Linked DNA regions of Homo sapiens: all the other regions are linked to region 6. Evidence: chromatin loops called from intact Hi-C (ENCODE). Cell type or tissue: CD4-positive, alpha-beta T cell. All regions are shown on one strand. Region 1 overlaps TAFA4 (TAFA chemokine like family member 4). Region 2 has its middle 110 kb from the start of MIR4272. Region 3 overlaps SUCLG2-DT (SUCLG2 divergent transcript). Region 4 overlaps TAFA4 (TAFA chemokine like family member 4). Region 5 has its middle 39 kb from the start of KBTBD8. Region 6 holds the start of LOC105377144 (a long non-coding RNA gene).

What was found. A loop is a pair of places that touch in the nucleus more often than their neighbours do. Peaks named below come from ENCODE experiments on the same cell type or tissue, not always from the same donor. Only the 100,000 strongest peaks of a DNase experiment are listed, where the experiment ranks them.
Region 1: it touches region 6 in a loop (12-fold over the local background); 39 of 110 quality-filtered maps call a loop at or near these places.
Region 2: a loop joins it to region 6, with 4 times the contacts of the local background. A loop is called at or near these places in 30 of 110 quality-filtered maps.
Region 3: a loop joins it to region 6, with 3 times the contacts of the local background. A loop is called at or near these places in 8 of 110 quality-filtered maps.
Region 4: it touches region 6 in a loop (5-fold over the local background); 28 of 110 quality-filtered maps call a loop at or near these places.
Region 5: a loop joins it to region 6, with 3.0 times the contacts of the local background. A loop is called at or near these places in 58 of 110 quality-filtered maps.

Annotation. Positions count from the first base shown.
Region 1 is chr3:68,873,643-68,878,642 of GRCh38, reverse strand. All of the region lies in intron 3 of TAFA4 (TAFA chemokine like family member 4), which reads left to right. Among named protein-coding and RNA genes, the nearest start is that of TAFA4, 56 kb to the left of the region's middle. In CD4-positive, alpha-beta T cell, CTCF peaks have their summits at 142 (motif pointing right), 2,125 and 2,335 (motif pointing right); a DNase peak (open chromatin) is centred at 2,332.
Region 2 is chr3:67,111,710-67,116,709 of GRCh38, reverse strand. No RefSeq gene overlaps it. Among named protein-coding and RNA genes, the nearest start is that of MIR4272, 110 kb to the left of the region's middle. RefSeq lists a silencer at 2,599-2,648. In CD4-positive, alpha-beta T cell, CTCF peaks have their summits at 2,537 and 2,738 (motif pointing left); a DNase peak (open chromatin) is centred at 2,699.
Region 3 is chr3:67,787,539-67,792,538 of GRCh38, reverse strand. The region is part of intron 3 of SUCLG2-DT (SUCLG2 divergent transcript); the gene reads right to left. Among named protein-coding and RNA genes, the nearest start is that of SUCLG2-DT, 140 kb to the right of the region's middle. In CD4-positive, alpha-beta T cell, a CTCF peak has its summit at 2,268; a DNase peak (open chromatin) is centred at 2,298.
Region 4 is chr3:68,891,397-68,896,396 of GRCh38, reverse strand. All of the region lies in intron 1 of TAFA4 (TAFA chemokine like family member 4), which reads left to right. Among named protein-coding and RNA genes, the nearest start is that of TAFA4, 39 kb to the left of the region's middle. In CD4-positive, alpha-beta T cell, CTCF peaks have their summits at 2,150, 2,349 and 2,550 (motif pointing right); a DNase peak (open chromatin) is centred at 2,576.
Region 5 is chr3:67,034,620-67,039,619 of GRCh38, reverse strand. No RefSeq gene overlaps it. Among named protein-coding and RNA genes, the nearest start is that of KBTBD8, 39 kb to the right of the region's middle. In CD4-positive, alpha-beta T cell, no CTCF peak of the experiment used is centred here; no DNase peak of the experiment used is centred here.
Region 6 is chr3:66,969,845-66,974,844 of GRCh38, reverse strand. It overlaps LOC105377144 (a long non-coding RNA gene), which reads left to right and starts at 2,427. Exons shown (of 4, transcript XR_940939.2): 1 at 2,427-2,500. In CD4-positive, alpha-beta T cell, CTCF peaks have their summits at 2,603 and 2,821 (motif pointing left); DNase peaks (open chromatin) are centred at 2,414 and 2,814; H3K4me3 peaks cover 1,089 bases; H3K27ac peaks cover 709 bases.

The DNA.
Region 1 (5,000 bases), 1.9 Mb before region 6:
AATTGGCAGGTTCGTTTCTTTTAAAAGGAGGCCAGGGCTAACTCTTGTTATTTCTTCAACTAGCAATTTGTCCTTTTGTTCCTTTTTTTTTGGCTGTAAGCAGTGCCTTATTTCCCCACAAGAGGGTAGCAAATATGTTTTGTGCAGTGGAAAGATGCCTTCTGGAAGGAAGTTTCAGAAACTCAACTCCTGTGGAATTAAAGATTTAGGGATCTTCCTAGAAATTTCATCTGGTATAGACACGAGTAGTTGGGACACAAAGCATCTTACAACTTTAAGATTTATTCCTGTGAATACTAGGAGACTTCAAAAATTCAGATTTTTATCCTTTAAAGATGGAGTCATAGCTAGTTTTCTGATGGAGCTGAGAAAGTTGAGAACTTGGGTGCTATTGATTTATACGTTCACTTTAATAGTTCCATTTCCCTAGAGAACTTTGAATATAACCTGGACTGCACTATTTCAATTCCACAAAATGCTGTGGTGCTTGGTGACTATTTAATAAAATCTGTTGGCATAAAGTCCCTGGAAAAACTGGGGCACACCTGGAAATGAGGCAGGAAAGGAAATCAAATGTTGGGGGGTCTAAAGTCAAACCTAATTCTGGTTCTGGTACATCCTGGCTGTGTGGCCTTATCCAGGCCACTTAACCTCTCTGAACCTGTTTTATCATCTGTAAAAATGGAATGATATCCATGCCTATTTTATTTGGAGTTATTGGGATAACTAATAAGGAAAAATAGGTGAAGGGATTAGCACATAGTAAACATTCCATAAATGGCAGCTGTTTTCACATTTGGAGGCATCGAGAATGAGTGTGGAAAGGTTCGCATTCCAGGAACAGCTGAAGACTGTGAGCATGGGTAGGTAGATGTGGTCAGAGCCTTCAGGGTTTGAAGATTTCTCATGCATAAGAGAAAAAGGCTTGTTTTTTCATTGTTCTAGTAAGCTGACTGTGGCGAAGAAAGTTGCTCTATGAAGACTGAGGTTTCAGCTCAACCTTAAGGAGAGAAAGGCTTCAACAAGCTGGGGAACAGAGTGACCCAGAAGGGTGTTGAGAGCCCTTTTATTTGCTGGCCTTGACCTAAATCTGCTGTAGAGAGGATGTATCACTGATTGGGAAGTAGTTAGATGTCAAGAATTGTGAAGGGTCTGAGCTTTTACCCTCCTTGCAAGCTAACAGGTTAGCTGGTCATAGTTTCGTGGATGCTGGGCAGAAGGCATGAGATGCTTGGGTCAGAGACAAAAGATTTTACTTTATTTTAATTAATCAATTAATTTTTTGAGATGGAGTCTCCCTCTGTCACTTATGCTGGAGTGCAGTGGCGCAGTCTCGGCTCACTGCAACCTCTGCCTCCCAGGTTCAAGTGATTCTCCTGCCTCAGCCTCCTGAGTAGCTGGGGTTATAGGCGCCTACCACAGCGCCCAGCTAATTTTTGTATTTTTAGTAGAGGTGGGCTTTCCCCATGTTATCCAGGCTGGTCTCGAACTCCTGACCTCAAGTGATCCACCCACCTCGGCCTCCCAAAGTGCTGGGATTACAGGCCTGAGACACTGCGCCCGGCCCGAGACAAAAGATTTTATTACTCATGGCAGAGGAAGCAGCATGAGCTTCAGTTTTGCTTCAGTTCTTCTTTCATTCTTGGGCAAGTTATGAAACCTCTTCGGGACTCAGCCTCTTTCTATGTAAAATGAGAATAATAAAAATAATAAAAAATAAGTCTCACGGTTATAATAAGGAATCAATTAATACCTGGGAAATGCTGAGAACTGTGTTTGCTTAGTGAGTGCTCAAATGCTAGTTATCCTTATTTAGAGCTGTCTTCTTCTTTTGAATGTTATCTGTTTTGTAGAGGTTCTGTACTGTTCAAATTTATGGAAATTTAGGTTTTCTGTTTTTTTTTCTGTTATAAATGATTATGCAAAATATGCATGTTGTGATTGTGTGTTTTGGTGGTTTATGTTATTTTTAACTTAGGGTAAATTTTTTGAAGAGCAGTTGTTGCATCCAAGTTTGATCCCATGTTTTCTGTCCCCTATGATGGCTGAAATTTATAGGAACCCTGCAAATACTCTTGACTAAATAGCATACGCTGTTTTAGTTCTAATTTTCTACAATAAACCTGGTAATTTCAAAAATACTAACTGAGTGGGGAATATAACATCTACTACAGGAGTCTCTCTGAGGCTTAAATTTGAGATAACATTTGTGAAAATGATAAAATTGTATGTACAGGCGGCTATACTTGTACTTTGCCGGCAGAAATGAATTGTACTTAACACAGATGCGTTTGAAAAATGATTTGCCTGCATTGCCTAAGTTCTGACACTAGGGGGTAGGCAAGGCTTATCATAGCTAAATAGAGCCACATGTAATTTTGCATGTTATAAAGCTGCGCTGAAAAAAGTAAAAGGCAACAGAGGAAATTAATTTCACTAACACATTTTATTTAACCCAATATATTCAAAATATTATCATTTTAACATGTGACCCTAGCCACGTTTCAAGTGCTCAATAGTCACATGTGGTTAGAGCCTACTATGATAAGTCCCATGAACTAATAATGAGTTAGGTCTTAATGTTGCTTTTTTAAAGATTGGAATTATGGGTTATTTTAATTTTCATGGGTCAGTCATAGAGCACATTGTTTTATCTCTCTTTATTTCACTTAATTTCTTTTATGTTTTATTTAGTTATTTAGTTCTCTCTCTCTTTTTTTTTTTTAAAACAAATGACTACTAAATTTAGAAAAAGTACCAGGTAAGTGGGATTCGTAACCTCAAGTAATAAAGAATGGGGAAGAGTTCTGTTTCCTGATGAATAGCTTATGCTGTTATTCTCTGCAAGAGCATATTTTTAGGGAGAGGGAAGTGGCAAAAGTAATTTGACAGTGTGTGTGTGTTTATGCATGTGATATCAACCATTAAGTCTTAAAGTTACCCACTAGCAAACTTATTTTGATCAATAATGAGCACTTACCCACTGGGGTAAGTGAAACCTGATGATACCATTTTAATATGGTTTCTCCTGTACTTTTCTCTATCTTCCTTCTTCCTGTCCCACTTCCAGTGAATGGTTATTTCAGTAAATCTATGGATGTATTGCTATGCAGGCAACTCCACAATAGCATACACTATTTTATGAGCAAGAAAAAGAAAAGACTGTGGAATGGTTTAAAGGTCCTATGTTTTGGTAGCAATGGAAAAAGGCATCCATAAGATAGTGGTTACTTTATTCTCTCCCTGGGGAGCTTTTGCACGAAAAACACAGAGGGCCCACTGCAGCGAGATTCCATCTGAACCTTACAAAGTAGAGTGCAGGCACCTGTATTATTTAACAACCGTACTATTGATTACTCAGACCTGCAGCCAAAGATGAGAACAAATGATTCAGAAGTTAAAAAAAAAAAAAAACTGGAAGTTTGACTCTAGCTCCTATCAAGGTACAGTTTGATGTGGGTGGTGATGTCTCCATTTCAGTCTTGCTATGACATAGTTAGGCTGAGGAGAGTTGTCACCCTGTCAAGGTGACCTCCATTTCCACCTCTTGGGAAGGACTGTGAAAATACTTACTCATTTTGTACCAGCTCAGCTTTTTGAATGCTAAAAGCTTCCATGGTGAGGGATTCCACTAGCCTCCGTTGTACCCCATATTATATTTCTTCAGTGCCATCTTGATGGGCTCAGCTTTTAATAAGAAGGGAAAGGAACACATTATATGCAGTGTTCATATTTGGCTTCTTCTCACCTCCTCAGCTGCAAGTTCAAGTCCCAGTGCCACTGGCAAGTTCAGCTTTGTGAAATGTCTGACAAATGAGCATGCTTTACATCCTTTGTGTGTGTGTGTGTGTGTGTGTGTAAAGAAAGGGTTGTATTACTGACGGGAGTAAAGAATTTCAGTTCCTCAAATGAGCTTGTGAGCCATCCTACTTGGCAGAGTAGGCTTTTTCACCCTTCCCTCTTTGAGTCTTTAGGGCAGAACAGGCAACTGTCTTTGAAGAGTTCCTCGGGTAGTTTGGGAAAAGATTCTCCTTACCCTTGAGAAGAAATTTCCCTTTTTCTTCTTTCAAGCCACGGCCTTAGACTCATCTAAACAAAGCCTACAATTTGGGGTTTAAAAAGCTACAGGTCAATACCTCATCTGTATGCCAGTGCTATACGAGGAAATTGGAATCATTTGTTCCCTATAAGGAAAATAAAATCATTGGTAAAAAGAAACAGCAGGGGTAGAGACGGGGCAGGAAGAAAAATGACGTTTTGTATTTTCCTAGGTGTTGCTTGGATGCTTTAAATATTTTGGTCCATATGGTAGTCTCAGAATAGAACACTGGAAATAATATTTTTGAAGGGACATTTAAAAACCCATTACAAAGGATTGATTGTGAGAAGACTGTGTTTGCAAGAGTTAAAAACAATTTGACTACTAAGGCCAAGTACCATCAATGCTTATATTTTAGGGTATGTCTGAAATCAGATAAGAACTATAACTAAGTCCGACAGGGTTAGAAGGGCCTGAGATTGTTGGGTGTCTCCAACTGGGCTCTGTTTTTTTCTTAGCTGTTGGGGATTGGGTAATGGGATCCTAGAAGCAGAGAGGGAACAATAGAGAAATTTGTTTCAGGAAAAATATAATATAGGCATGAAATGAAAGAAGTGAATAGCAACAGTGTTGTTAGCAGCAGGCAATTTTTCAGTAGCTCATCACTGACATTGCACAGCTACCTGGGAAAGGGCTGGGAATAAATACCAGCCATCCAAGGGTGTGGGAGATTTCAGCAATCCGAACTTGGTTGTGCATAAAGGAGTCAAGAGGTGTGTCTTCTTCCCCAAAGTCAAACAGTTACAGATTTTGGAAAAGTCTCCTTTGCTCTGGAAAGTCTTATTTGTTGTTTAGAAAGCATTTGCAAGAAATAGTGGGAGGCTTGTCTTTCAAGTGGCACTTTCAAAGGCTGGTTGGATTTGAGCTAGAGAAATGAACATGTGAACATGTTGCTGTTTTC
Region 2 (5,000 bases), 140 kb before region 6:
GACACAGGAAAGGGGAGGTAGCCAGTAAAATGTACATTGTCAAACCAGTTGTCATGTGAGTAATGGAAACTCAGTCCTGCTGGGGAATCCTGAGGATGTCCAACTTCAGAATTATCCTACCTGTAGAGTAGAGAACTTGGACATTTGTCTACCAACTTACAATAGTCATTGTTCATGGCTGCTTCCAAGAGGAATTATTCTCTGGATTTCCAACCTATTCAATGGGGCCAAGGAGCCTCTGGCCACCAGAGAAAGCCCTCAGGCCATTGGAATTTGAGGGTGCACTAATTCCAAGGAGACAGGAGTAGCTTCCCCACTTCCACAGGATCTATTACAGTTTATGATGCAATCAAATAGCTCTCCATTTATAACAAGTCAATAGCCTGGTTTTATTTCCCAGGTGGAATCTTTTCACGCAAACAATGAAGATTTCAAATGTTACATTTCAAGTGTAGGAAACACAATCTTAGAGATAGAATGGATCAGAAATAATCTAGGTTTTTTCCATTCATTTTATCAATAAGGTAATGGAGGTCTAGAGAAAAAAATATGTTCAGATTTCCTCTCATGATTGATATACCCCATATTAGCAGCCAGAGGTTCTGATTTCCAGCCCAATATTGTTTTGACCAAATTATACGGGGTTTTACCACCTCTTGTGTGTAGCTATTGGTCAAAAGTGGAAATGAAGCCATATATTACACAATATATGACCTGAGCTGGCACACTAGTAAGACTGTTATTGTCACTGGGTCATTAGAATATAATGTCACTCTATTTTCTATTTCTCAATGTTCCTTCCAAGTTACAGTGGGATTATAAACCATCCCCCTTCCCCAAGTCTTACATTTTCCACGTTCTGTGGCATTGCTGTGTCTCCCTCAGATGGTGTCTTCCTCTGCTTGAAATGGAGTTCCACATTGTAGCCTCACCAGATATTTTGTTAGCAGATAGGTGCATATTGACCTTTTCAAGTTCATCACAAATTTATTACTTTGATTCCTGCCAAAAAGCACTTCACTCCCACATCTCTTATAGCATTTATGCTGCAGTTTGCATGATTGTTTACCTGTTTGCATCCATGCATCGATTCCACCATTGTAGATTGTTTTGAGAGCAGCAGCCTAACATCATTTAGGATATCCCAGGTTGTGCTGAGGTAGTAAATGACCCCAAATCTAAATGACTTATAATAAACAGTTGATTTCTTGTGCACATTTTATTGCCATCAAAAGTCAGCTGGGGTCTCTCCTGCACATTGCCATCATTCTCATTCAGAGACCCAGACTGGCCGAGAAGTTGCTATCTGTAACATCGTGCATTGTTTTAGGGGGGAGAAGGAAAGTATAGTGTATTAGCCCATTTTCACACTGCTATAAGAAATACCTGAGACTGGGTAATTTATAAAGTGAAGAGGTTTAATTGACTCACAATTCCACATGGCTTAGGAGGCCTTAGGAAACTTATAATTATGGCAGAAGGTGAAAGAGAAGCAAGTACCTTCTTCACAAGGCAGCAGGAGTCAGAAAGAACAAAGGGGAAAGTGCCATTTTTAAACAATCAGATTTCATGATAACTCACCATCACAAGAACAGTATGGGGGAACCACTCCCATGGTCCAGTCACTTCCCAGCAGGTCCCTCCATCAACAAGTGGGGATTACAGTTTGAGAGGAGATTTGGGGACACAGCCCACCCAAACCATATCAAATGGCAAAGTATAGAGTGGCTTTTGATCCTCCTACGTGGCAACAATGTATGTCATTGCTCTGTTTCATTGGGTAAAGCAATTCTTACTATATGCTAGAATATTTGTGAGCTTTCTTAATGATTGTCTTTGTATTCCCCTTACCTGGCAAACTACAGATGTTTAATAAATGCTTGATGAATAAATAAATGAGTAAATGAACCAGTGAATATTTATATACATTTCTTATATTTGTTTGAGATGTATAAACTATATTGGGTAACGTAAATTGACATATGCTAAGGTTATTATTTTTTTCCTTCAATAGCAGATTCATCATCATCCTGGTGATCATTGAGCCTTGTGTGCCAGACATCCAGCCAAGTGCTTTAGAGATTCATTTAGTCATCATAACAATCCTGTAAGATATCTGTTATACCATTTCTATTTTATAGTTGAGAAAATCGAAGTACAGAAAGAGAGGTTATCATTTACTCAAAGTCCTATTGTGAAAAAGTGGTGAAATCAAGTCTAAATTCATGTCTATCTGGCTCCAAAGCCCCTGTTACTAGCCACTTCTGTTATACTGTTCTCCCTTAACTTCCCTTTCTGAACTTTTCATAGCCTAGGTAAGGATAGTTCCAAAAATGTGCTAGCAAGCCCATTTATTGCAGTCAGTCCACAGGTAAATATGAAATCAATCAACATAAGTACAGTGGCCAAGAGAGGCATTTTCAAGCTGGCACTGTCCAAAGCTCTTCTAATATTTGGTATTTTACACTTTTTCTAGCTCTTGACACTGTGGTTACCAAATGCAAAAAGCTAAGGTGTCCACTGGATGCTTTTACAAATACTTGAAAAGGTCCAAGATTCTTATCTGGGGCAAACATGGACACTTGGCCCCACTGGCTGCCTATTCTGAAGCTACAGAAGTTGAGCTGGCTTTCTGCCTGTCAGAATCAGGCTCAGCTTATAAACAATCACAATGTAATGACCACCCTGCCCCCTAGTGGAAGGGATGTGTGCCGCTGTCCTAGGTTCTGAAACAGCAGTTAGCCATGAGTCACAGCGGTTTCTCACATCCTCGGGTTCCAGGCGAGATCCTAGTCTGACCTATGACAGTGCGCAGAGTGGCTCATCATTTCTTTTGTCCATCGTGATAAATAGTAGAACTGATTTCATGTAAGCTGTATGGTTCTGTGTCTTCTTAAACTTACTAATTTTGTCTAGGAAGTGGAGAACACTTCTTTTTTTCCTCTGTGTATTCTCATCTTAAATGTTTATGTCTCCTCAGGTCTTGTGCAATTGTCTCAGTAAAAACATGGAATAGATATAATAAAGGTGGTAGAGTAACCACAAAGTAGTAGATAAAAACACAAGCTTTGGAACCAGTCCGACCATAGTTGAATCTGAGCTCTCGGATCCTTACTAGCTGGGCAACTTTGGGAAACTTTCCTAACTTCTCTAAGTCTCAGCTTTCTCATCTTTAAAATGGGAACATGACTGTGCCTAACTCAGAAACTTATGGGAAACCTTAAATGAAATAATGTTTGTAAAATGTTCGACCCAGATCTTGCCTCCTGATAAGTATGCAGTAGTTATTAGCTGCCACTGTTATTTTGTAGCAGTTGTTGTTTTTACTAGTCTAATTATATTTTTACTAGTCATGAAATTAATTGTGATATGACACCTGTCAAAGGTCTGCTTACTGTAATTAATATTTTGAGGAAGAATCCGTGGAAATTGTTAACTATCCATTTCCCCATTCTGTAACCCACTGTTAAATAAGGTATGCAGAACAGAGAATACCTAGGTCATATTATCTCAACTGTTTCTCCCCCCCCCTTCCAAAAATGCCAATTTCATTTTCACTCCCATTTATTATAGAAGATTGTAAAAAAAAATTCTTTCAGGAGTCCTTGCTTCCTGCAAAGTTGAAAATATTCTTCACTGTTAGCCCATGAACCTTTTACAAGGATCAGTTGTAAGAAAGTTTTTCTCAAGGACAATTTTCTATCTTCTTTTGTTCAAAAAAATGAATATTATGTAACCTAGTGTGGATGTTGCTCTGTCTTAGCAGCTAGGAAACGTATAGCCAAACTCAGTTTCTGATAGTAGTAGTGAGTTCATCTCAGATGCCTGATATTACCTGCACCCCATGCTCCTGCAGATAATCCTTATTCTGTTTTTATCATTAACTGATTTGTCTTTGCATGCACAACCTACCAAGGTTCATTTATTTATCATTTATAATTCTTATGGATAATCAGTCTATTTTGCACTAAATTTTGTCAGCTGCTATAAATATTTTAATATAAAGGGAGTACATATTCTAGATATATAAATAAACCATATTCTTAACTAACTTAATATATTCCACATAACAAGTGTATTTAAGGAGTTATTATGGAAAATAAGCAGCTAATTTTTATATTACTATGAATGAAACAAACTAGAACTAGAAAATTAGGTCAGCATGGTTCACTCGGTGTTGTTTCTTACATAGGCAATTAAAGTATACAGCAGCAAATACCAAAAGAAAAGCATGCTGGTAGGGTTAAGAACCTGGGCTCTGACTCAAAATGTCCACAGTTTTCTTTTGTTAGCTGTGTGATTTGGACAAGTTACATGATTTTTGTGTTTGTTTCCCCTTATCTGTGAAACAGAGTGGTTATGAAAATTAAATGAGATATAAATTAAAGAGGCCTGCTACATAGTAAGTACTCAATTAATGTTAGCTGCTACTTTGCCTAGAATGACCAAAAACAAGAGCTACTATTAGGCTGGGTGCAGTGGCTCACGCCTGTAATCCCATCACTTTGGGATGCTGAGGTGGGCAGATCACTTGAGGTTACGAGTTCAAGACCAGCATGACCAACATGGTGAAACCCTGTCTCTACCAAAAAATGCAAAAATTATCCAGGCATGATGGTGTGCACCTGTAGTCTCAGCTACTCAGGAGGCTGAGGTGGGAGAATCTCTTGAACCTGAGAGGCAGAGGTTGCAGTGAGCAGAGATTGGGTCACTACACTCCAGCCTGGGCAACAGACTGAAACCCTGTCTCACAAAAAAAAGAAGAAGAACTACTATTACTGTTATTATTATTACTGTTGTTATCCTTCTCTGGCCACCCTGTTTCAAGTTGCAAGACAAGCAAACAAAATCGAACAGCATTTATTATCTCCCTTCCCAGTTTTATTTTTCTCTATGTAATATTTATCACCATCACACATACTACACATTTTACTTATTCGTTTGCTCATTTTCTATCTCCCCTACCAGAATGTAAAATGTAGACAGAGATTTTCATTTGT
Region 3 (5,000 bases), 820 kb before region 6:
GCACTCCAGACTGGGTAACAGGGTGGGACCCTGTCTTTAAAAAAAAAAAAAAATCTTCGAAGCTTTAGCTTGCACAGCAGTCTCTCCTCTCTCTCTCTCTCTCTCTCTCTCTCTCTCTCTCTCTCTCTCTCTCTGACAGAGACATTTGCTCCTTTTGGGCAGTCTATGATAGTGTGATAAAATAGGACAACTTCTGGCTTCCTTTCCTCCAGGCTATTTTCTCACTCTGTTCTAGAACATTCTATCTTTTTTATCACTTGTTTAATATTACCTTATACCTCTACAGAATAACTATCTTTTCCAAAACACTTTCACATACACTATCTCATATCATCTATAACTATTCTTTGAACAGAGATACACATTACCATGACACCTTGACCATCAAAGAACAAGGAGAAGGAAGCATCAAATCCAAGGTCAGGAGGAGCAGGAATTAGAACACAGGACACTTTTTTCTACACTGTGCCTCACCCAATTGACAGCATATGACATGATGAGGTTAGGGAAGAATGACAAAATTATGCCTGGCCCATGCCTTTTAGGGGTTTCTGGTAAGCTTTTAAATAACAGCATGGGGTTTGTTTTCAGCTTATGATCTACTCCAATATCCACATTGTTTTTTGCTGTGTCTATGCATAGCCTGGCATTCCAGTCTTGGAATCATGTCTTTCACATTTGTCCATATTGACTTTGCTTCCATATGAAATATTTACATAGGTTTATCACTTTGTCATCATTTAGAGTGGCATCTGTTTGCCAAAAACGAGTCAGGTCTCAGTCACGGCGGCTTGTTGGATCGGTGTGAGCGTCTCTGAAGGAAAGGAGAAATTGCCTTTTGATAGGCTCCCTTAACATTGAGTTACTTTATTAATTATTAACTGACATTTCATTATCTTTTGCTTTCAAATATGTTTTGGGTGTTTTCCTTCATTTCAGACTTACAACAACCTGTGGGATATGTTAAACAACTTTTATTATCCTACGTATTGGCTGTTGGAAGGTGAAATTATTTAAAAATGTCACAGAGCTAAAAGCATGATGACCCAGGTCTCCTACTTCTCAGGCCTGTGGTCTTTTTTATTAAATATGCTAAGTCACCTTATTAAAGAAAACACTAAGAAACAATGACTTTTCAAACATTCCAGAGACTAATTTTGTAATTAAACTAAGAGCTACCACTTGGTGAGCATCTAAGTTTTAATTTACATCTATAAAATAATATTAAAATGCTTTCTGTTCCTTCTGGAAACCAACTAAAGTCCCAAAGTCCCAAGAGACTATAGAAAACCTCATATTTAAAAAAGAAGGTGGCCAAATTGGTCATTTTACCCACACCCCCATCATCTCATCCAGCTCATATAGGCAGAAGACTAGAGTTAAGAGAGATTGTTGAATCAGGAAATTGTTGGCTGAGTGGCTATTGCACAAACCAAGTTAGGGCATTTCCATGAAGTGAACGAAGGCTGATTATCAGATGGGTAGATTAAGGTTTCATTCCCTGGCAGCCTGCTTGCGGGTGGACAGAAAAACATGTTAGTGTTCCCCAACCTATCCCCATTCCCCAAGACAGAACTCGGTGGCAGAATTCTTGAAGGAGGTTTACATGTATTCCTTAACTATGGGAGCATAAGCAAAACAAGAAGCTGCTATTTACTTCCTTTCTGAGGTTTTCTGAGTTTACCATCTGAAGATGGTAAACTGGCTGCAGACAACACCAATAACAGGGAGAGGAGAGGGCAACAGTGGAGACTGTCTACACAGCAAGCATGACAAGTCTCCTGTATACCAAGAATCTTCACCTGTCTCAGACCAACCTGATGGGGCCACACCCAATATCACTCCATGAAGGGAGCAATGAGCCCGCAACAGAAATAAGCTGTGGTGTGAACCACAAAGGCAGCAGCTAGTCAGTGCCTCCAAATCCTCAAGCAGTGGGAGATGAGCATAATTAAATAATTGCCCTGACTTATGTCAAGTTCCCTAGAAGCACAGATTGAGACAGAAATTCACATGCATGAGTTTTAGTGATAGAGATGCCTCAGGAGAAACCAGTAAAAGGAGGGAATAAAACAGAAGAGGGAAGAAAAAAGAGCCAAGCTAGTGTGAGATCACAGGTCCATCTAGCCAGATTCATGGGTAGAAAAGGGCTCTGTAGCTTAAATTACCCATCAGAATCATCTCCTATTGAGGCAAAGGGCTGGCCTTATGTGTCTCTGTCATTCATCCGCTCTTGGCAACTGGAGTGAGAGTGGGCTAAACTAAAAACAATTCTCAGGAGAAGGAGCAGGGGGCAGCAGTGAGCCATTCAATGCTCAGGGTAATGGGGGATGTGTGCAATAGAGCAGACAAGAGGATCCACTTGGGGAACCAACAGCACTCCTACATCCCCTTCTTCCAAAGAGAATGTTCCAAGGTATCTTCCACGTGGTATTTCAGAGAGATGGAGCCCCAGTTACCCATAGTAATGACCTGCTCTAAAGCTTTTGTTGGTTTTTATTTTTTCCTCTTTTCCTCTTTTCTTCACTTGTACTACCTGCACCCACTTTCCAGATAGACTAACTGCACCCATATTCTTCTCTCAAGATCATTTCAGGGGAAATCCAAATTAAGACAACTATCCAAATGAAATGATTGTTATCACTGAAGGTTCCCAACAGCCATGGGCTCCAATTAGATAGCTTTAAGGAGCAAGAAATTAAAGATCGTGTTGGGGGGAAAAACAAAATAAAGCTCTTTCCTGCTTGCACCACTATGAAATTTACATTGGTTAACAAATTGATACCCATTCATTATCTCATTTAATCCTCACAGCAACATTCTGTAGTAGGTATAATTATCTCCACTTTACATGAAAAAACAGAGGTTCAAAGAAGGTAAGGGTGTTGCCCAAAGCCTCCCAGCTGAGATTCAAGTTCATGTTATTTAATTCTAAAGCCAGCAAACATTCTTGTTTACTAATCCATTCATTTGCATTTGCTCATTTTAAAATTAAATGTAGGTTTCTAGAACAACTCTTAAGACAATTGTGATGAGAAGTATACTTTTTATGTGATGAAGGGGCACATTTTTCTTTTTCTAATATAGCCAGGAAGACGAAAAGGGCAGATAGCATGTTTTGTTGTTAAACTGACAACATTATTGATATTTTTCAAATTATTACAAGAAAGACCCAGCATTCACATGTTTTATTTAAGGCAGCTTCTGCATTGTTTGGACATTACATTATTTATGTCAAAAACAGTATTTTGGGTGAACATTTATTCACCCAGTAACATTTATTAGTTACAACTAAGCAGTTTTAAGACCAGAATAAAAGACTGGAAAAAGGAGGGTAAGGGGAATAAACCAGTGTCTTATTTCTCTGGGACTCTCCCTGACATGTAGATATTTTGTTCAAGTTATAAACTAAATTCCCAATGTTTGCTCTATAGGGTTGACACAGCTCCCCAGGCAGACAGCTGTTAGGAGGGACTGTTAAATCAGCCAGGTAAATGGGAAGATGTCAACCACAGTTTCTGTACAGAAGGCTATGCTGTATGGTGATTAGCATGATAAAAACATCGGTATTAGGCAACCTTTGATTTAAACTAGACCATGACACTCAGCTATGCAATCTTAGACTAACTACTTATGCTCCTTAAGTTTCAATTTTCCAAAATGCAAACTGGAGAAAATAATGGTAGTCAACTGTATTCATCTGTTTTCACATTGCTACAAAGATAGTACCTGAGACTGGGTAATATATAAACAAAAGAGGTTTAATTGACTCATGGTTCCGCATGGCTGGGGAGGCCTCAGGAAACTTACAATCACGGCAGATAGGTGAAGGAGGAGCAAGTACCTTCTTCACAATGCGGCAGGAGAGAGAGAGCGAGCGAGAAAAAGGGGTAACTGCCAAACACTTCTAAAGCATCAGATCTCAAGAGAACTCACACACTATCATGAGAACAGCATGGGGGAAACCGCCCCTATAATCCAATCACCTCCCACCCAGCACCTCCCTCAACACTTGGGGATTACAATTTTAGATAAGATTTGGACAGGAACAAAAAGCCAAACCATATCACTAACTGATAGGGTTTAGGAAGGATTAAATAGGATCAAGTTACAGCACTCACTAAATTTTATCCATAATCAATAAAATGTTTATTTTTCTGATTAGAATAGGATATAAGGAAGACACTTTAATGAAAATGAACACAGTTAATTTTGCAAAGTTTGACCTATGCTGTTCCAGTCTTAGCCACACCCTAGTTTCCTGGACACCACCAGTATCATGTCCATGAAGAGGTTCGACTTGCACATCAGGATGACTGCATGACTGACATTGCTTATCTGGAACAATTCCACTTATAACATCTCCTGATGTGGTGCCTTTTGGGAATTAACCCTCTCCCCTAGGAACGCAGCAGGAGTAGAGAAGTTTGCAAACACAGTGGAGAGAGAATATATGTCGATATGGAGTGCTGTAAACTTACATTATTGTGAATCTGGGATGACAGCATAAGTCACAAAAAGGGAAGCATTAAATGAATTACACAGGCCTTCTGCAAGAAGTGGCAATAAAACAGTGGAGTACCCTTCGCCATCCTGTATTTCATTTATGCCACATAAATTCAACTTAAGAATCTTATCTTAATTCTTTCCCATTTTTAGCCTCCTTCACATTCCCCCTGTCATATGACTCGGAATTATTCTTTCATTTCATGTGTATTTATTGAGTGCCTTCTCCTTTGTATAGAAGTCCCTATAGGGCATTATCAAGCTGTAAGTGCAAGCTATGGTGGTTATCTACATGGATATCTCACCAAATTAAATTGCTTTCCTGATATAAAAGATAGATAATAGAGAGCCAGGTAAAAAATAACTGTGTATTAAACTTCATATGTAATCACTCTTTAACCAACACCATTATTCTGTGTAAATTAAGAGTAAATGTCAACTGATTTTATGGTTGTGCTTGTGAGAATGTTAATACTATGACAAAAAAGGACACT
Region 4 (5,000 bases), 1.9 Mb before region 6:
ATCCTGCTCCAAGCCATCACCATCTCTTGCTTGGATGGCTGCAGTAGACTCCCTGTTTCCGATCCTGCCCCCACATCAGGACATTCTCTACCCAGCAGCTGGAGGGCTCTTGTGAAAACCTAAACCATCTCCTGTTTCTCTCCTGCTTAAAACTCTTATACCACATTTGGAATAAAATTCTAACAGCACACTATGGCCTACAAGCTTCTGCCTGGTCTGTCCCTGGATACCTCTCTGCCATCACCTGCTACCTAACATTACCTCCTACCTCTCTTTGCCTTGCTTACTCCCCTCTGGCCTCCCTAGCTACCTCTCCGCTCCTGAACACACCAAGCTTATTTTAGCTTCAGGCTCTTTGTGCTGTCTATTTACCTGGAATATGCTTCCCTTGGAAAGTCACATTATGTAATTCACCATGATGTCACAGTCACCTTCTCAGTGAGGCCAGGCCATCCCTGAACACCCACTCCAAGTAGCTAACCTCTTTTCCTCCAAGCTCAGCTAGTCTCCATCACATTGTTCACTTTTGTTTTCTCTGTAATGCTTCTCTCAGTCCACAGTTAACCTTATTTATGCTTGTTTACCTGTTTGTCTCCACATGCTATAATGCAAGCTCCAGGACACTGGGGATCTTGTCTACCCTCTGTGTCCAGTACTCAGCACAGGCTCTGGCACAGAGAGTTGATTAAAAAAAAAATCCTTGTTGAATTAATCATGCAGAGGTGACCCATTGAACACAGAAATAGAGCATGGATGCTGTGCTAGCTCTTCTGTCTAAGTTCCCTGTGCATAGCTAATTCCCCCTACCCACTGTATCTCCCCTTCTCTTTTCTCTACATGAGTTCTGTGGTTTCCTTTAGTGGCTCTTCCACTTCCCCCACCTAATCAAATCAAAACAAAACAAACCCATGCACATATACAGACCTTTTCTGTCCTAAAGAACAACAAACAAAACCAAAAACAGCTGGGCACGGTGGCTCACACTTGTAATCCCAGCACTTTGGGAGGCCAAGGTGGGTGGATCACCTGAGGTCAGGAGTTCACGACCAGCCTGGCCAACACGGTGAAACCTCATCTCTACTGAAAATACAAAAATTAAGGCTGGGCGCGGTGGCTGACGCCTGTAATCCCAGCACTTTTGGAGGCTGAGGCAGGCGGATCACCTGAGGTCAGAAGTTTGAGACCAGCTTGGCCAACATGGTGAAACGCCATCTCTGCTAAAAATACAAAAATTAGCTGGGCATGGTGGCGGGCGCCTGTAATCCCAGCTACTCAGGAGGCTGAGGCAGGAGAATTGCTTGAACCCAGGAGGCAGAGGTTGCAGTAAGCCGAGCCTGGGCGATAGAGTGAGACTCCATCTAAAAGAAAAAAAAAAATTAGCCCAGCATGGTGGTATGCACCCGTAATCCCAGCTACTTGGGAGAAGAGGCAGGAGAATTGCTTGAACCTGGGAGGTGGATGTTGCAGTGAGCGGAGACCACGCCATTGCACTCCAGGCTGGGCAACAAGAGTGAAACTCTGTTACAAAAAACAAAACAAAACAAAACAAAACCAAAAACACCCTCAAACTTCTTTTACTCCTTTCCATCTTTACTTTTACTGTTCTGTGCTGTTGCCTCTTCCAGGAAGTTTTCCTGGATTACAGCAGTCCCCAGTGATCTTACCCTTTTTCACATGGTTAAAGTATTCTTTTTCATTATGCTAAAACACACTGCCAAATATTGAATGGCCTACTCTGTTGGCTGCTCCTTGTGTGTTTTTGTCTTTCCAGTTAGATTTGTCTTGAATTGACAAGAATCAGTCTTGTTAATTTCCCCCAGCATGTCCCAGTATAATGCCAGCGCTGAGTCTGCTTTCAGTACACACAGGCTGGATGTTTGAACATCTTTAAATAGCTGAGGACCTTTGATAGTTTGTAGCATAGACTTGTGTTATAGAAGTAACATGGCCAGGCGTGGTGGCTCACGCCAGTACTTTGGGAGCCCAAGGCAGGAGGATCGCTTGAGCCCAGGAGTTCGAGACCAGCCTGGGCAACATGGCAAAACCCTGTCTCTACTAAAAATACAAAAAATGAGCCAGGCATGGGGATGCGTGCCTATCATCCCAGCTACCTGGGAAGCTGAGGTGGGAGGATCACATGAGTCCCAGAGATGAAGGACGCAGTGACCCCTGATTGTGCCACTGCACTCCAACCTGGGTGACAGAGTGAGACTCTGTCTCCAAAAAAAAAAAAAAAAAGTAACAAGTAACAGGAAGAACCAACAAATACTGAATCCCATTAAGCCTGCATTTATTATGTGTAGTATTCCATAGAAATAATTACCATTTTATTTAGAAGCTGTTAGTATATTTTGATTTAACTTTTTCTTTTGGTAATACTATTTAGTGTGATAGTGTTATTTAAATTATATCTTTTGTTTATTTAAGGATAGTTTGCATTCTATTTATAAATATGGCTTTATTAAAAATTTAAAGGTGTAATTATTATAATAAAAACATACATATTATAAACCAGTTAAAAATGTTAGCATAGTCAAAATATTTCCTTGTTTTGTCCACAGGAGGGCACCATTGTCAAACAAAAGATGATTTTAAGGTTGAAATGTAATACAGGTTTAGATTAAGCTTTTAAGAAGCCTTTATCCCACTAATAGATTAGAAAGGCCAATATTGTCTGCGACGGGCTTTGTCTTGCCATGTAATCCACTCATGGCTGCATTTACTGTGTATATATGTCCATGAGCTGTTTGTTAACAGTAGCTAAATCACACTGTACTTTTCCTAAAATGCTCTGTGAGTTATTGTTACAGCTGGAAGGCACCTCGGAGGTCATCCGGTTAAACTGTATTTGTTTACAGATGAGGAATTTGGGAAGCATAGAGATTAAATGACCATTCATTTGGGAGTGAAACTGGGGGCTTACATTTATTCATTTATTAACAAAACATATTTAACTTCCACGGTATGCAAGATATTATACTAGCAGCTGGGGTAGAAGAGAAATAAGACATTATTCTCCCCTCAAGAACTTTACATTCTGGTTATAAGTAAATAGACTCCCACTTGCCCATAGTAATGATGATAGTATTAGAAGACCTATTATTTAATGTTTACAAATATTTTTTATGTAGAAGTTAGATCCTATCATGTAAAAACTTTTCAGATAAAATTCAAGTACTTGGCAACTTGTAGATAATCTCCAAAATTTATGTTGGCTATTGATTATGTTAAATAAAATCCTTAGACATTCTGTTTTGAATATTTGAAAAATGAGAAATGAGAGGAAAATTTCCAATTAAAAACTGGTCCAATTAAAAGAAATAAACCCTCTGCAGTAAGGATAATTGGGCCTTGAGAGATTTATGGCTAAATTGTCATTACCGTTAACATTTGTTCAGCCCCAGACCTGGGCAATTTCACTTGGACAACAAGTTGTGGAGCCATGCTGGGTGCTGCTGATTTTGGTGAGCGCATTTTATTTTATGTAACTTGCCAGCTAAGTTTTCAGTTTTATGTATACTGGATCTCAGTTATTCATTATTACTTAGCAATGATTGCTTTTGTACTTTTTACTTCACGGTCACTTGAAGGCTAGAGTTTTTCTTCATTAACGAAATGCGTGGTTTGACCATATATCCATTAGGAAGGAATTTATCAGTGCACTTAAATGAAGATGCTGTGTGGTTTTAAGGAATTTCTCAGTTCTTAAAGTGACAGAGTGTAAACCATATATAAACATAGCATGTCTATTTATTTAAATCATCTCTGACTAGAAGAGCGTTTTTTAAAAATGGGAGAAGAATCTTATTTCTTTCTTTGTACATATTTATGGGCATATGTACAGTTTTGTTACATGTATAGCTTGTGTAGTGGTCAAGGCAGGGCTTTTAGTGTATCCATCACCTGATTAATGTACGTCATACCCATTAACTGATTTGTCATCATCCACCCCCCTCAAACCTTCTCACTCTGCTAAAACAACTCTCTACCACCTAATTTAGATGAGATGGTATTGGTAACACTTGAAATTAAAATGCCATTTATAAAATTCTTTAATATTTAATAGACAGTTATTGTCTTTAATGGCTCATTTACAACATACTTTAGCATGTTGTAAAATGGTTCAGTAGTAAATTCTTCACTGATGTTTTTAAGGAAGCAATAAAAAGCAATTTATGACAGGTATATACCACATATTGGTGGGAAAACATGTCTGCTTTAACATGTAACAATGAATACTCTCTAAATTACAAAAGTAATTCCACATATGTGATCATTATAAATGATGGCTCAGTGGAGGTTCTGCCGTGTATCAGGTGCTTGAAATATATTCACATAAACGTTGGTAACCTGTTAAGCACATTTACTTTCATCAGCACACTCTTTAATATAAGAAGATCATTAATACCTGCCTTATTTCAGGATATATTTGTCAAGAGAGAAGTTACATTTCATTGTGCATGCTTTGGTGGAAAAGCTGTTTGCAGATTTCTAAAGACAATTCAATGTGATTGTGTTATTTAAGCAACTGGAAATGGAAACATATTACCTCATTTCTGTCTAGAGAAATGATGAATGGTTTTATGTAGGCAAGTTCTGCTTCGAGATTTCTATTGATTATCCCAGAATGGAAAGACATCACTTAGTGGGATAGTCTCCCCCCATCCCTACCCTTCCACTCATAAAACCCTCTAGTTACTCCCCAAACCCAGATTGCTGCTTTCTGAAACATTTTTCACTTCCATCATCTTCTGTCTGGGTGGAAATTAGTGTGGAAAAATGATTTACCACAATATCTAAACGCTTTAGGGTGTCACCTCTTACATCATTAGCTGAAAAAATTATTCCTACTTGTGCCCTAGTACTCAAGGGGCTGAGTACAGAAGGCACCAGGCTATCCCGGTAGATCCCAGCCCGGGAGGTCAGAGATGAACTGATGGTGAGTCTGGAAATAGCTAATTATCCAAACCTCCTCACTCTGGAGGTGATGCAAGATGGGC
Region 5 (5,000 bases), 65 kb before region 6:
ATTTCTTCCCTTCTGTCAGAAATAATTCCTCAGTTTGGCCTTCCCACCTCTATACAGTCCAATAACGGACAGGCCTTTACTAGTCAAATCACCCAAGCAGTTTTTCAGGCTCTTGGTATTCAGTGGAACCTTCAGACCCCTTACGGTCCTCAGTCTTCAGGAAAGGTAAAATGGACTAATGGTCTTTTAAAAACACACCTCACCAAGTTCAGTTTCCAACTTAGAAAGGACTGGACAATACTTTTACCACTTGCCCTTCTCAGAACTTGGGTCTGCCCTCAGGATGCTACGAGGGTACAGCGCATTTGAGCTCCTGTATGGACACTCCTCTTTTTTAGGCCCCAGTCTCATTCCAGACACCAGCCCAACTTGGACTGCACCCCAAAAACTTGTCATCCCTACTGTCTTCTGTCTAGTCATACTCCTATTCACTGTTCTCAACTACTCATAAATGTCCTGCTCTTGTTTACACTGCCTGTTTACACTGTTTCTCCAAGCCATCACAGCTAATATCGCCTGGTGCTATTCCTAAACTGCCACTCTTAAAGTGGATAGATGATCTTTGCTGACAGGGTACACTCCAATACTTTCATCCAATGAAGTCCTATTCTTTACTTTTATACTCACTCTTATTCTCATTCCCATTCTTATGCCACCCTCTACCTCTCCCCAGCTGTCTCCACCACACTATCAATCTCACTCACTGTCTCCTAGCTGTTTCTAATCCTTCTTTAAAAAACAATTGCTGGCTTTGCATTTCTCTTTCCTCCAAAATCGCCAAAGCCTCAACTTACTCACTGCTAAAAAAAGGGGACTCTGTAGATTTTTAAATGAAAAGTGTTGTTTTACCTAAATCAGTCTGGCCTGGTATATGACAACATAAAAAAAACTCAAGGATAGAGCCCAAAAACTTGCCAACCAAGCAAGTAATTACACTGAACCCCCTTGGGCACTCTCTAATTGGGTGTCCTGGGTCCTCTCAATTCTTAGTCCTTTAATACCTGTTTTTCTCCTTCTCTTATTCAGACCTTGTGTCTTTCATTTAGTCTCTCAATTCATCCAAAACTGTATCCAGGCCATCACCAATCATTCTAAATGACAAATGCTCCTTCTAATAACCCCACAATATCACCCCTTACCACAAAATCTTCCTTCAGCTTAATCTCTCCCACTCTAGGTTCCCATGTCGCCCCTAATCCCGCTTGAAGCAACCCTGAGAAACATCACCCTTTCTCTCTCTATACCACCCCCCAAAAATTTTCACTGCCCCAACACTTCAATACTATTTTATGTTATTTTTCTTATTAATATAAGAAGACAGGAATGTCAGGCCTCTGAGCCCAAGCTCAGCCATCGTATCCCCTGTGACCTGCACATATACATCCAGATGGCCTGAAGCAAGTGAAGAATCATAAAAGAAGTGAAAATTGCCAGTTCCTGCCTTATCTCATGACATTCCACCATTGTGATTTATTTTTGCCCCAACTTAACTGAGCGATTATTCTTGTGAAATTCCTTCTTCTGGCTCAGAAGCTCCCCCACTGATCACCTTGTGACCCTCGCCCCTGCCTGAAAGAGAAAAACCTTCTTTGACTGTAATTTTCCATTACCCACCCAAATCCTATAAAATGGCCCCAACCCTATCTCCCTTTGCTGACTCTCTTTTCAGACTCAGCCCGCCTGCACCCAGGTGATTAGAAAGCTTTATTGCTCACAGAAAGCCTGTTTGATGGTCTCTTCACACAGACGCACGTGACATATACAAGCAACTATAAATATGTATTCTTAATGTCCTCCTTTTTATACACAAGGTGGCATACTAAGACAATATTTTACACTTTGCTGTTTTCACTCCATAACATATCTAGGAGTTCTTCCTATGTCAATACATACGAAACTCTCATTTTTTTTTTGATAGCAGCATAGCATTCCATTATATGAATCAAACATGGTTTATCAACTAACTGGTCCCTACAAATGACATTTAAAGTGTTTCTTTTTTTTTTTTTTTTTTTTTTTTTTTTTGCTATTTCAAATATTGCTTTGGTGTAGTTTATAGTTTGGTATAGTTTATATGTTTAGTACGAGTGAACTGTTGACCCATAATTTAAGGTCTTCTACTCCTTGATTCCAACCTATTTTGTGCTCCTTCCTACCCCAAGTTTGACTTCTCATCATTTCCTCTAAACAACTCCATATTTTGACTTAGCTTATGTTGCTTTTAGCCATGAAAAAATTGTTAAAATCATTATATATACCTTTGGTTTTATGGCTTCTGAGCTTCTAAGATCATAAAGGAATATTCTTATTTATTCTTCTAATGTTTTTATGATTTCACTTTTTACATTGATATTTTTGATCCACTTGGAGTTTATTCTGTAGATTGGAATTCTGTATTCTATAGATACAGTTTTTTTTCTAGATAGCTAGCCAGTTGTCCCAGTACCATTTAGTGACTAATTCATATTTTTTTCCATTGACCTAAGATGGCTTCTTTATAATATGGCATGTGTTTTGGTCTATTTCTGCACTGTCCTGTTCCATTGGATTCCCTGTCTAGTCTTGAACTGCTACTATAGTGTTTAAGCTATTGAAACACTTAGGTGTAATTTGCTATCTGATGGGGCTAGTCCCATCTATCAGCTTTCCTTTTTTAGAATTTTTATTTTTGAATATTCTCATTTATTTTTTCATACAAATTTTTATGTAGTTTTTCCAGTAAAAATGAAAGAAAACAATATTTTATTGACATAATAACATATTAAATTTTGAATTAACATAGGAAAATTGATGTCTTTCTATTTAGTCTTCTTGATCTAAGAACATAATAGTACATATTTCCATTAATTTGATTCTTTTTTTAGTCTGTTGACAGCATTTTGAAGTGTTCTTCATCTAAATCTTGCATGTTTCATAAGTTCATTTCCTTTTATCTTTTCGGCTGCTACTGTAAACAGGAATTTTCCTTCTATTATATCTTTTGTATTTTTTTTTCATCTCTAGACTTTCAAGTCATAATACAATTGATTATTTTCAGGTTTTCAGGAATGAAAGAAGAAATAGATAACCTGCAACACATTTCCGCATTTATGGTGGAAACAGGCTTTTACAATAGTGTAAAATCTGAGGCATCACCTCATAGAAAATATCAAATCTTAATCAGAAGTCCTTACATAGGAGTTGGTAAAAGGAACCACTTCGGTAGTTGGATTCATCAATTCTCAGACCTTTCCCACAACCCACATCATACCAGTAACATTATCCTTCCTGCTGCTAAATGTATCCAACTATTGCAAACTGACTTTTCTCAGAATTCACTGGTAGCAATTAAGGATGTTTCTGTTTAATATTTAATTTTAAGACTTATTTTTACTTAAGGTATAGTTTATATGTTTAGTACGAGTAAACTATTGACCCATAATTTAAGGTCTTCTACTCCTTGACTCCAACCTACTTTGTCCTCCTTCCTACCCCAAGTTTGACTTCTCATCATTTCTCTAAACACCTTCATCTGAAATGCATCCCCCAACTTCATCTCCACCAACCAAAATTTGATCTGTAACTCGAAGCCCAGCTAAAATTGTTCTACCTCTCATAGTTCTAATTGACTAGCTCTTTCACATTCCTAATTAAAACTGACCCTTCTCTTTCTCTCTCTCTCTCTCTCTCTCTCTCTCTGAATGTCCATGCCATTTTACCTGTAGGTTTCTCTGGTAGGAAGAATGCTCCTGAAAGATGTCCACATCTTAATCCTTGAGGCCTATGAGCATATTATGCTGCATGGTAAATGGCTACAGACCTAAGATGGAAGGAATATCTTGGGTTATGCAGGTTGGCCGAATTTAATCATATAAGCCCTTAAAAGCAGAGAACTTTCTCAAGCTGGTGTCAGGGATATGTGGCAGAACATGAAGTCAGAGAGACGGGAAGCATGAGAGCTCTCCCTGCCATTGCGGGTCTGAAGGTGGAGCCAGTCACATAAAAAGCATGAGAGGGAAATGAGTTCTGCAAGTAAGCAAGAAGCTCCTAAGAGGACCCTGAGTGCCAGGGGAGAACTGCAGCCCCCACTGATACCTCGATTTTGACTTATTTTATTTTATTTTATTTTACTTTATTTTATTTTTTGAGGCAGGGTCTTACTCTGTTGCCCAGGTTGGAGTAGAGTGGCACAATCACAGCTCACTGCAGCCATGACTTCCTGGGCTCAACCAATCCTTCCTTCTCAGCCCTCAGTAGCTGCAACTACAGGCATGTGTCACTGCACCCAGCTAACTTTTAAACATTTTTTTTTTTGTAGATACATGGTCTCCCTATGTTGCCCCAGCTGGTCTTGAACTCCTGGGATCAAGCAATCCTCCTGCCTTGGCCTTCCAAAGTGCTGGGATTACAGGCATGAGCCACTGCACCTGGCCTATGACTAATATTTATAGTACACAAAATCCCAATATAATGGAATCAGGTTCAAGTGGTTCAGATTACTAGAAATCACAGTGAGAATTGGAGGTAAAGCTGACACAGATTCTCTGAACAGAACTAGCAAGTGAGAAAAATGATAGGGCACACTGGCAAATCAAGAAGTAGAATTGAGTTAATGGTGATGGCATCAAAATAGATAGAAACCTTTATATAAGCATGCATTAAGCCCTTCAAAGAACTGAAGAGGGTGTGTGTGTGTGTGCACACATATGTGTGTGTATGTGTGTGTGCATGTGTGTCTGTATAAGATGCGGGTGTTTGGGGGCAGTTTCGTCATGACTAAGACCATTGGGACATCTGCAGTCAAAGAAGGTAAAGGGAATCCAAAGTCTGGTACTTGATTGTAGAACAAAAAAACTGTGATGAACTCAAGCACGTATCAGTTCACCCTTTCTTCCAATTTGCAAGACACGGAGCCTATAATCAATCACTATTTTTAGAGAAAGTAATGATTAGATGGAAAGGAATCAGCAGAAAGCACATGGTTTACAGAATTGTTTCTCACAGAGGTTATTGTAACCAGA
Region 6 (5,000 bases):
GTGGGCCAATTAAACTACTTCTTCTTTTTTTAAAATAAATTATCCAGTCTCGGGTATTTCTTTATAGCAACACAAGAAAGGCCTAATGCATGTAGGGTGATCATCTTATCCTCCTTTTCCCAAGACTTCCCCAGTTTTTGCTGACCGGAAGTTCTGCTTCCCCAGAAAACCCTTCAGTCCCAGGTAAAGCAAGACAAGTGATTGTTCTAACTACACATTTTAGTGTGTGATGAGGCCAGACTGAGCCTAGCCAGAGTAAGCCACCCTCTGTTCATTCTGACTTTGCCTTCTTTCTCACTTCTGAGCTGTCCTTCCTGCCTCATCTCCTTCCCCCAGCCCTGTATTGAAATCCTACTCATAACTCAAGAACCATTCAATGCCACCAGCACCAAGACTTGGTGACAAGATTAGCTATATTAACATTATTACTATGAATAAGAGCTAACCTTTATTGAAACTTCTGTCACATTTTAAGTGGATTTCTGTATGTAACGATCACTTCACCCTCCATCATGTACACTCTACAATTATCTCTGTTTTACAGATGTAGAAACTGAGGCTCAGAGAGAATATTATAAATTATCCAGGCCGGGTGCGGTGGCTCAAGCCTGTAATCCCAGCACTTTGGGAGGCCGAGGCGGACAGATCACGAGGTCAAGAGATCAAGACCATCCTGGCTAACGCGCCAGGCACGGTGGCTCAAGCCTATAATCCCAGCACTTTGGGAAGCTGAGGTGGGCCGGTCACCTGAGGTCAGGAGTTTCAGAGACCAGCCTGGCCAACACGGTGAAACCCCGTCTCTACTAAAAATACAAAAAATTAGCCAGGCATGCTGGTGGGCGCCTGTAGTCCCAGCTACTCGGGAGGCTGAGGCAGGAGAATGGCGTGAACCCGGGAGGCGGAGCTTGCAGTGAGCCGAGATTGCGCCACTGCACTCCAGCCTGGGCAACAGAGCGAGACTCCATCTCAAAAAAATAAACAAATGAATTATCCAAAGATATTTAAAAAGCAAGAGGTAAAGCTGAGATTTAACCCCAGATCTCCGTAACCCAAAACTTCATGCTGCTAACTGTAATAGTATATGGTACACATTGTCTCCCTTCCTAGATTCTCCTCATGTTAAATTAACACCTTTTTTTTTTTTTTTTTTAGAGATGGAGTCTTGCTCTGTCGCCCAGGCGAGAGTGTAGTGGCGTGATCTTGGCTCACTGCAACCTCCACCACCTGGGTTCAAGCGATTCTCCCGTCTCAGCTTCCTGAGTAGCTGGGATTACAGGCATGCACCACCACACCCAGCTAATTTTTGTATTTTTAGTAGAGACGGGTTTCACCATGTTGGCCAGGCTGGTCTCTGAAACTCCTGACCTCAGGTGACCCGCCCACCTCAGCCTCCCAAAGTGCTGGGATTATAGGCGTGAGCCACCGCGCCTGGCCAAATTAACACCATCTTTAAAATAAATGCCTGTTAGGCCACTTAGCACTCTACACTGCATTAAAAACTTTATACACCTGACTGACTTATTTCTGCTGCCAGACACTCAGCTCCTTGATTTCAGGAACTATGTCAAATTCATTTCTTAATCCCCCAGAGTATGAAGGAGACACAAGAATATGTGTTGCATGAGAGAACGGACATATAGACAGATAGACATTTTTAAAGTGAGCCTTTAAAGAAAGCAGCTTTAGATGGGGAGGTTACGCCAGGCAAAGTTAATAGTGATACGAATACTACTAATTGCAGCTAACATTTGGTGAATTCTTCCTCTGCACCTGACAGTACACCATCTCATTTTCATAAATTACCTGTGGAGAAAAGTCTTATTACTTTCCTAGTTTTTCAGATGGAGAAACAGAGGCTCAGAAAGGTGGCAATTTGCCTAAAATTGCATAGCTGGTAAATGGCTAAGAGGCAGTTTTCAGACCCACCTTTATCTGATTGCATAGCATAAAGCTGTGGACGCTATGCTTTACATACTGAAGAAACGGGAGAAATTCCAGGATGTGCTTGCAGAAACACCGAGTCTACCGGCTGAGAGGAAGCATAGAGGGTGCGAGGAGAGTGGGCATGAGGCTGCTCTTTATTTTACAGAACCTTCCCATTCCCTGTCTCATTCGGCAGGGGTAATAATGATAGCTAACATTTGAGTATTTTTTTGAGAAAGCACCATACAGAGCACTTTTCATGGGTCAGCAATCTCATTCACTCCTCACAACCCTTTAAATAGATGCTGTTATTAACCTCATTTTTGTAACAGAAAATGAGGCTTAATGGGCATGGGTGGATACTGAAGCTAGACTTCTTCAAAACCTCTTCTTTGAGGTTTGCAAACACTAAGGAGAGTTGATCATGGCAATAGCATCCGACCAGACATCTCCTCGGAGTCTCGCCCCCACGTGGAGCTCGAATGAAGCTCGCGGGCTGTTTCAGCTGAAACCTCTTCCTGCGGGCGCGCCAGAAAGACAGGCGCCATCTCAGAGCTTCCTGCAGGACTCAGCATCTGTAAGTAGTTCAACACTTGGCACCCCCAGCGTGTTTCTTATATTAATTTGGGGTTATATTTTGACATGTGATCTCCTAACCTGAAGAACAGGGTTGTATATTTAGGCCCCTTCAATGTGGGCTTAATTCCACCAGTTAACTAAGCTGCACTTAAAGGTTTGAAAGAGCGGTATGTGTTCAGCTCACAGCAGTTTCCCCTGTAAGGAAGAGGCCGTCGGGACGGCCTCAAGGCTTCTCTTTGACACCAGAGAGAAGGTGAAAGTGAGAGCAGCCAGGCGTTAGCGTCAACCACAGCTGTCCAGGACAGCCTGGACGCATAGGCGACTCTCCTCTGCCACCTAGCGCTGAAAAGAAAGGTCTCCTCTTTCTGACATTCTCAACAACCGTTTCTCTTGTGTGGACAAGGAATCTAGTTGTCCTTTGCAAGGGGTAATTTTGTGGTATAGAAAAGGTTATTCATCCTCGGCTGCTTTTCTCTTTTTTTGAAATTTGGAGCATCTTGATCTTTTGGAAAATGAGTTTTGATATTTTGATGTGTGGGGAAATAAAACTAAACCGAGGTGGATCTTGTATATTTATGTGAATGTGCACTTCATGGAATCAATTTCAATCTCAGAGTCGGCCCTTTGACAATATAATGCAGGTTTCTTCTCACCCGTGCTCCCTATCGTCTGGCTTTTCAGAAATTGGTCCTTTTATACAATAAGCATGAGGTTGGACAAAAATGAAGTCTGAAAGCTCCAGAGCAATTTTTGAACTGTGACGTTTAGTTTAGAAATCTAAGTTTAGTGAGCCTTTTTAGGGGAAAGATGACATGCTGTACTTCAGAACTTCCTTAGGGGAAATAAGGAGACTATTGCTCTTCCTGTTTACAGATGCAGAACAGCCCCTGACTTGCCCTTTCCATCTTACTGCAGTGCCCTTGAGCTTCTGAATGTTGTGGGTGTCACTTAAGTCTCTAAAGTCTTGTTTCCTTGACCTCCGAGCCTTGCAAAGGAAAGAGTTTATGTCTATGTAATTATTATGATGATTCGTGTTACATATTTATATTTATTTGGGAACTAAATTTTATTTATCCTAGGTGTGCTAAATCTTTAGCACACCTGAAATTTATTTGGGAAATAAATTTTATTTATTTTAGGTGCGCTAAGTTTTTAGCTCACCTAAAAATGTTATAAATGTGTTGAAACCAAATAAAAACAGCAAAAACCCTGTGTAAATCCCTACCTTTTGAATCCATTTTTCAGATAGTAATTTTAAATTGGTAAAATTAAATCACTAACTACTATAACTGTCTTCTGCACAAACCTACATGTACAGAAGCGCTAAAAAGAAGTTATCTTTGGAACTTTTAAACTCATTTTCTTGTATTGACACTAAACTCCGTGAGATATGGTGGGGCCTTTTCTTATTATCCCGTAGAGCTCAGTGGATTTGGCGTAGCTATGTGGATGACGGTTGAAACAAAAAACCATGATAGGCTATGGATCTTCTAATATTCACAAAATTTTATTGAACAACTTTGTTGAAATAGATGATTATCTGCTGTTTATCGGGGAGAAGAAAAGCTTTTCAAATTATTACATTTTGATGTTGAAGAAAAATTTTAAATCACATGCAGATGCCTGTCCAGAAAGGTTAATTTTAAAATGATAGCCTTTGCAGATTCTACTAGGGCCGGCAACAATCACAGTTTCAAGAAGAATTCAGGCAGGTTATGCTAACTACTACATAAATGGCTAAAACTGGAAATGATATTCAATCTTCTATGTCAGGGGAAACCACATTCTATTTCTTTTCCTATAGCTATATTGTTTTTGTATATTATGTGCATATAGGAATTGTGAAAACAATAATTTTAAATTTCTATGTACATTTAAAGAATTAAATTGTTTTTTAAAATCATTCAATATGGGCCAGGCGCGGTGGCTCACGCCTGTAATCCCAGCACTTTGGGAGGCCGAGGCGGGCGGATCACGAGGTCAGGAGATACAGACCATCCTGGCTGGCATGGTGAAACCCCGTCTCTACTAAAAATACAAAAAAAATTAGCCGGGCGTGGTGGCGAGCACCTGTAGTCCCAGCTACTCTGGAGGCTGAGGCAGGAGAATGGCCTGAACCCAGGAGGCGGAGTTTGCAGTGAGCTGAGATGGGGCCACTGCACTCCAGCCTGGGCAACTGAGCAAGACTCCTTCTCAAAAAAAAAAAAAAAATCATTCAATATGCTTGTATTAAAAGACAATGTTTATGAACATAAAATGTGTTTGTCTGTTTGCTCTATGGGATTATGGTACATTGACTCTATTTGTAGTATAGCCATAAAGAAACAACTTCAAAATGAATGAAGAAATGATGATGATGATGATGATGATAAAAAGTTTTTTAGATGCATGGCACTATCCCACAGTGTGTACATGTATTATCTCATTTGAATTGCACCCAATTCTATAAGGTGGTACTGTTGTTCTCTATTTCACAGACGAAGACTGAGTCTTTCTGA